Linked DNA regions of Homo sapiens: region 2 is linked to region 1. A link is a contact called in ENCODE Hi-C or POLR2A ChIA-PET data. All regions are on one chromosome and are shown on one strand. Each heading gives the region's core, a stretch centred on a gene start or an enhancer-like site at or near the end of the contact. The rest is flanking DNA. Distances are from core to core; before and after follow the strand shown. Region 1 has its middle 20 kb from the start of TMEM78. Region 2 holds the start of NUP133-DT (NUP133 divergent transcript).

Evidence for each region. Hi-C counts contacts between places; a loop is a spot of excess contacts on that map. ChIA-PET counts read pairs that join two places held with the same protein, here RNA polymerase II (POLR2A). Pooled maps may share reads with other maps.
Region 2: a loop to region 1 is called in a pooled map, with 2.6 times the contacts of the local background. The contact joins the promoter of NUP133-DT here to the enhancer-like site in region 1. A Hi-C loop is called at or near these places in 5 of 50 pooled maps. POLR2A ChIA-PET finds 5 or more read pairs at or near these places in 2 of 52 experiments (MCF 10A and activated CD4-positive, alpha-beta T cell).

What each region holds. Positions count from the first base shown.
Region 1 is chr1:229,227,985-229,231,729 of GRCh38, reverse strand. No RefSeq gene overlaps it. Among named protein-coding and RNA genes, the nearest start is that of TMEM78, 20 kb to the left of the region's middle. RefSeq lists an enhancer at 2,951-3,676. Within about 2 kb of position 2,454, at least 24 of the 41 ENCODE cell types and tissues checked have a DNase peak (open chromatin) inside an H3K27ac peak, as active enhancers do.
Region 2 is chr1:229,507,157-229,510,663 of GRCh38, reverse strand. It overlaps NUP133-DT (NUP133 divergent transcript), which reads right to left and starts at 2,234. Exons shown (of 3, transcript NR_110630.1): 1 at 1,985-2,234; 2 at 424-540. It overlaps NUP133 (nucleoporin 133), which reads left to right and starts at 2,323. Exons shown (of 26, transcript NM_018230.3): 1 at 2,323-2,596. The coding sequence starts at 2,415. RefSeq lists silencers at 1,168-1,462, 2,403-2,632 and an enhancer at 2,233-2,352.

The DNA.
Region 1 (3,745 bases), core at 1,205-3,704:
AGAATGCTCCCCACCCCAACTACTGCTTTGATCATGTTAGAATAAAACTCAGAATCAAACTCCCCGGGAGGCAATGCCTGCAGCCTGCTTTCCAGGCAGTGTGGCTCCCCGCTGTGCCCTTTGAAATTAGTCACAACCCTTACTTCCCGTCTGGAGTTTTTGAGAGAACAGTGACATGACAGCCCATTGTACATGAAGCAAGTTAGGGCACGTCCTGGCCAAGATCCCAGGGTCCTGAGTATCTTGTTTGATCCCGAGTTGAATTTATGGATCACAGTACATCTCTGGCCCCCTTGTTTCAAAGACAGAATCCCTTACGTCACAAGAAGCAGGACAGGAAAAGCCACATAGCAGACTGGATAATTTAAATGTATAATGGTGGATCTGTTTTTCTAGAAGAGCTTAGGTAAACTCGGAGGTGACCTCTAATTCCAAATACAAGGCCAGGTGTGTACTGGGAGCATAATAGATGCTTACTGGCTGACAATTGCAGGGCTCACCTTAACTTTGGCTGTGGAGCACAGCTCTGATCTCAGAGAAAAATATCTTTCTCAAGTTTCCCTTTTCCTTGTCACATTGCTTTGGAAAGCCTTTCTCCAATTTCTCGCCAGCTTGGTCTTTATTTCCCGCCTAATTTCTGCTTCTACCTGCTCTGTTTTTTGTGCTTTTGACTATAGCTACCACACAGAGAGTGAACTACTGTGGTGTTCCTCAGAAATAATCAGGCTTTTTAGTGTGTGTGGTTTTTATTTTTATTTTTTTGCAAGAGGCAGTATACTTCAAAGGTTTGGTCTCACATTTAAAGGTAGGTTGGAAATAACAGCACTCAAGATGCTTTGGGCGATCAGAAAATTCCTCCAGCCCAGCAAGACAGCAGTGGTGTGGCAGAATTTGTTTAACAAAAGATCTTAGTGATTTAGCATTTATTCAGTTTACAGTAGCAGGTGTTTACTTCGAAGCTTAGCAATAGTAGGAGGTAGGGGTGAGTCATAATGTCAATTATTTTTTTCTAACTTCTGCAATTTTTTCAGTTGAGAGAGCTTCTACATCAGTGAAAGGAAGGTCATTTCTCCGTGGATTATCGGATTGAGCAGAGGGCCCGAGAGCAGCAGGAGTTGGGATGTATTTGGGGCAGGTGGGGGTGTAACCTGCAGTGCGGCTGTGGGGTGCTCTGGCCCGCAGGGCCCTGGAAGCCCTCAACTGATCAGAGCGCCTGGTGGGGCTGTCACCATGATTTAAAGCTCTGAGAATATGAATTAGCAGGAGGTAGGCGGATGGTGTCATTCTGGCCCTGAAAGGCTTCCATAAATCAGTGACACAGTGGAGCCCCAGCAAACTTCCTCCCCGCCGGTTTCTGGAGGCTCTCCTTCCCACTCTGCCCAGACAAGTGGAAAGGAGCGATCCCTTGAGTGGGTGGGTTACGGCCAAATGGCCTGCCCTCCCCACAGCTTGCAGATCTGGGCAGTTGGGTTTTCGCTGGAGCTTTGGGCTTCACCCACTGACTGCAGAGCTGCAGAATCCTTGCAGCACATTGGGGCTTGGGTTCTGGCTTTTGGAGGGATTTGGCTTTGACAGTGGTGGTGAGGAGGGAGTCTTTAATGAAACAAATTCTGTCATGTTGGATCAACACAATGGAGCTCAGTCTGCACAGTGGACAAGAATGGCTTGTTCCTTCCTTCTACCCTTTGTGCTTTGTTAACAGAATGTCCCTGGCACTTCTGTGCTCCTGCCTGCTGCCAAAAGCTTAACTCTGCCCTTGCATAATACTGGAGGACACTGTCAGAGGTCAGCTGGAAGTCCCTCATTCGAAGGCAGATGTGAGGGCTAAAACCCTGCCAAGATCCCCAGGCTGTTTTTCAGTGTTGAGGTTGAAACTTTTTCTCTGCCGCCTCCCCCAGTTTACCAACTCCTCCCTCTAACTGGGGTGGAGACTTGCGTCCAGGGAGTCTTCAGCTCCCCTCTATACAGTAAGAACACCTGCCACTGACACCCAAAGCCACGCAGTGATTTCTCTTCACTCTCTTCAGCCCCATGCTCTAGCAGGCTTTATGTTTTAGGGAGGAGCTGGAGTCACACGGAGGTCCGCTGTAGGAAACGTTGCTGCCTTCACTCACCCACTTCTGTTAGGCAAGGAGTTACAGCGGAATCTTACAGCAGAAAACAAAGCAGGAAATATGACCTCCCAGCGTCTCTCTGGGTCTGAGGAACAGGATTCAGGTGTCTCTGTACCTTGGCCAGTTTGCATTCTTGTCTGCCTAGGAATGCCAGATTCCTTTTAAAAACCACAGGTATAGGAAACAGCCCCAAGCCTAAGGTTCTTTCCCTTCCTTACCCTCTTTGTCTCTGTGGCTACTCAGCTCAGGAGGTGAGATGTTTTCATGGTACAGGGGACAGAAATTCCAGTTCTGGGAGGGGGAGCTGGTTGGGCTTCTTCTTTACTGTGGCCAGACATGAGCAACCTTAGCCTTCGGGCTTACACATGCCTAGCTGGTTTGTTTGTTTGTTTTGGTTACAAGGGGAATGGGAATAAGGAAGGAGCAACAGGCAGCTCAAATACCTCATCACTCCTGGAAAACACTATCACTTCCCACGCGTGGGAAGCCGGCATATTTGTTCCCGCAGTCTAGGCAGGTGGAGTATCCCTAATCCGAAAATCCAAAATCAAAAATGCTTTAAAATCCAAAGCTTTTTGAGCAGCAATATGATGCCACAAGTAGAAAATTCCACACTTAACTTCACGTGACAGATCACAGTCAAAACACATTCAAGACTTTGTCATGCACAACATTATTAAAAATATTGCATAAAATTACTTGGAAGCTGTGTTTATAAGGGTTTATATATAAAACATAAATGAATTTTGTCTTAAGATTTGGGGTTCATCTTCAAGATACCTCATTATATATCTTTTTAAAAATGTTGACTTTGGAATATATCTTATATATTCCAAAAAATTCCCGAATTGGAAACATTTCTGGTCTCAAGCATTTTTATTTATTTATTTATTTATTTATTTATTTATTTATTTTTGAGACAGGGTCTCACTCTGTCACCAAGGCTGAATGCAGTGGCGTGATCACTGCAGCCTCAACCTCCTGGTCTCAAGTGATTCTCCCCCCTCAGTCTCCTGAAGCTGGGGCTACAGGAGCACCACCATGCCTGGCTAATTTTTAAAAATTTTTTTGTACATATAGGGGTGGGGAGAGGTCTTGCTATGTTGCCCAGGCTGGTCTTGAATTCTTGGGCTCAAGTAATTCTCCAGTCTCGGCCTTCCAAAGTGTAGGGATTACAGGTGTGAGCCACCACGCCTGACATTTTTTATTTTTTAGATATGGCGGCGGCGGGGGGGTGGGAAGGGGGAGGGCGTCTAGCTATATTGCCCAGGCTGGATTCAAACTCCTGAGCTCAAAAGGTCCTCCTGTCTCAGCCTCTCAAGTAGCTGGGGTTACAGGCACATGCTACTGCACCTGGCTGCAACCACTCTGGATAAGAGCAACCTGTAATCCCTCTTCCACCTGCCTTTTGTTTACTGTATCTATCCCTGTAAAGTACTGCTACTTTCTAGCTGTTTGGCCTTATACAAGTTGCTTTACATCTGTATGCCCTATTTTCCACATCTGATAAATCAGTATTATTTCATAGAATTGCTATGAAGCTTAGATGAGATAATAAAGGCAAAGCTCTTAGAATGGTACTTGGCTCATAGTAAGCACTCAAATATTGTTTTTGTCAACATTTTCTATAT
Region 2 (3,507 bases), core at 985-3,484, 280 kb before region 1:
AGCCTGAGCAACAGAGTAAGACCCAATCTCTAGAAAAATCATAAAGTAAAATAAGAATAAATAAAGTTCCTAGAATGCACCAAGTCCTTTGCTGCTTCAGGACCTTTGGCCAAGGATCCTCTGCCTGAAACATTCTTCCTCCTATTCTCTTATGCTTCATGTCTCAGGTTAAACGTCCTTTTCTCCCAGAGACCTTTATAGACCTCCATGCAAAAATAGGTAGCCCCAGTGATTCTCTCTCATACACTTTGCTCTTTTATTTCATAGTACACATCTCAGCTTGTAGCTGGATATTTGTGTTCATTTTTTCAGTGTCTGTCTTTCTCATTGGTCTGTAATCTCCATGAGGGTAGGACCCATGGGCTTTGTTTAGTTATAAGCCTTAGCAATTATCACATAGCCTGGCACATGGTAGGTACTCACTAAATCCATAACGAATGGATGACTTTTAGTGCTGTCTGCTTACTATCCTTCAATAGCCATACATTTGGACTCCAGGCAAGTTCTTGCTCAAAGGTGGCTGACAAGTCATTCTAGCTCCTGCAAACAACAGCTTTTACATTAGGATGCTGGGGAAACCACTAACCAGTCCAACAAAGCACAAGAATAAAATTGATCCCACCAATCCTCTCAGACACAACTATTAATACTCTCTATTGCCTATTTCACACCCCTCCTTGTAAGAATGAAACAGGGAGGAAATGCACTGGGCTCTCAGAGCTATAAGACTCAACAAGCTGCCAAGTTGGGTTAGACACCCAGGTGGGAGAAGGAGTAAAGCAGCTAGCCTATGTAACCTTGGCAAGATGACTGCTCAGATGCCACTGGTGCATAGATAGATGACTGGCTTCCCAGGGGAATGTCAACAACTGACACCCACACTGTGGTCTCCCACATGTGAATACGTCAATGTTTACTTAACCATTCCCTTATTTCAACACACGTTGAATGAAAGTCTACTATGTGTCTGTTACTGTGTGCCACAAAGGTAACAAAGTCACTGCTCTTGCTGTCAAGACATTTAAAAGGAAGTACTTGACAGACAATTATGAAAACAAACTATTATGCAGGATAAAAATACAGTCTACACACAGGAGCAGAGAGGACAAAGGATAAGGGGGACCTAATCCTGTGGAAGGTTTCACTGAGAAGGCAGCACAGAACTAACTTGATGCGGAAGGTAGGCGCCTTCTGGACCAACAAGGCAGGGAGTGCATTCCAGGTGAGAGAAACATGGACATGGGCACTGGAGGGAGATTTGGGTTTTTAAGTTCTCGGAATGTGGAGTGCAAGTGGGAAGTGCTGGAAGTACAACACGGACGGAAAAGCCAACCTGACTTAGATCACATAGGACCTTGCAAAGGAGCTTAGCAAATAACCTACTGGCAATGGTCAGCCACTGAAGCATTTACAGGCCCAAGAGCAGCATTACGTTTGCCTTAATTCATTGTGTTGGCAGTGAGAAGATAGAGTGGAGGAAGACTAGACACAGGTAAGGAACCCTCTCCCCATCTCCCCTACTCCCTCCCGCTGGCAGAAGAGGCTACGCAGTGGTTGAGGGAAAGGTAAGTACCAGAACCAGGGCAGAGGCAGTGCAAATGTGTGATCTAGTACAGACACGTAGGACCTTACAACGTATACCATGATCTTAGGGTGGAGGTAGGTGTGAGGGATGACTGCAGATAGAGCTCTTCTCTTTGCCTTGGACAACTGGCCAGTTTTACCAAGCTGGAACAGAGATGGTGGTAGGAGAGGGGTCCTAAAGGAAAACATGAATGCGCTTTTCATAAGTGGATTGTGAGGAGTTCGCAGGACTTCCAGCTGAAATTGTCCCCTAGGGAGCTGAATGATAGGGGTCTGGGGGTTTTGAGCTGGATCCAGGTTAGAGACACGGATTTGTGGCGTCATCAGCGTGGATGAGACTGCGCAAAGTTGAATGGGAAAATGGCAAACCTAGAAAACAACAAATATCACAGTGCGATACCAGTGTCAGCTTTACGGCTTTTCTCCGTCCTCAGCTTGGAATGAGGAACATCTTTCATTTCACAAGAGGTTCAGGAACTACCAGTGTGAAAAGAGGCTACGTTCAAGCTGCTGGAGGGCCAGTTCCACCTAGGCGCAGTCAAGAAGGGCGCCTGGCTTTCCGGCTTCACGTCCCTGGAAGCTCGGCACTGCAGCGGTTCTAGATCTGGGGCCGCCGGCTGCCTTCCCGACCTACCTCGCTGACTGGGCACCGCCCTTAACGTCACGATCCCGCCCCCGCCAGCGCTCCGACCACAACCCGCGGGAGCCATTGCGTTTGACGTCATCATCGCGCGCCATCTCTTCCCTTAGGTGTTTAAGTTCCGCGCGCAGGCCAGGCTGCAACCTGACGGCCAGATCCCTCGCTGTCCTAGTCGCTGCTCCTTGGAGTCATGTTCCCAGCCGCCCCTTCTCCGCGGACCCCGGGTACCGGGTCCCGAAGGGGCCCGCTGGCCGGACTCGGGCCCGGCTCCACGCCCCGGACGGCTAGCAGGAAGGGTCTGCCCCTGGGGTCTGCAGTCAGCTCCCCAGTGCTCTTCTCGCCGGTCGGCCGGCGTAGCTCGCTAAGCTCGCGGTAAGTGATCTCCCTGGTTGGGTCTGGCAACCAACAGCCTCACGGGCCGCAGTGGGCCGGATAGGTTGTTGTCTTTAGAAGCCTTTGGAACCGGGGCGGCGGAATAGAATGCCACAGTATTGGAAAATAGACCTTTTCCACTGCTGCAGGTAGTATCTGCTTCGTTTTGATTATCAGTTGATCAGTTGATTCCCCACTTTGCATTTTTCATGGATACCTTTGTGCAGAAGTGAAGTACAAACTGGATTTGCATCAGTGTTTACCTACTTCCCACCTACTACCCGTGTGATCTGGTGTAAGTCACTCGTGATTTTCTTCATCTGTGAAATGGCGATAATATATCTCACCTGAGCCAGAGGAGTTATTATGAATTGCCACGATGCAGATGTAAGGTGATGGTGATAATGAGGACCTACAACCCTGAAAGATCATTGTTTAATGCCTAACATACCAACTGACATTAATATCTGATGATTGGTAATTAAAGGGTTTCTAGCTACGGAATTTAACTTTCTAGGTAAATTATAAGGAAAAGGCTTTACATAAGTGAGCTAAGAGTACTGTGATAGTTTAGTTACTAAAACTGCTCGTTTGGAGCACCAGTAAAATCATCACACACACACACCCCTCCCCACCCCCAACACACACCATGTTCATAATTAACCTAAAACTTTAGTGTTTCTGCATAGTTTTCTCTGAATTCATCTATAAAAAATGAATTTTTCCCTGCAGGAAACACAAAGTATTGTGTCTTGAAATTATGGTTAAAATTTATCTGTAAAATTTTTCAGTACTTTAAAGGAGAAGTGGTTTTGAAAGAATACACTGTATCTTTGACTTTTTTTGGCATATTTTGAAAAGTTCTTTTCAAAGTGCTGATCTTGTCAGTGTTTTCTATTCCTTTTGCGAAA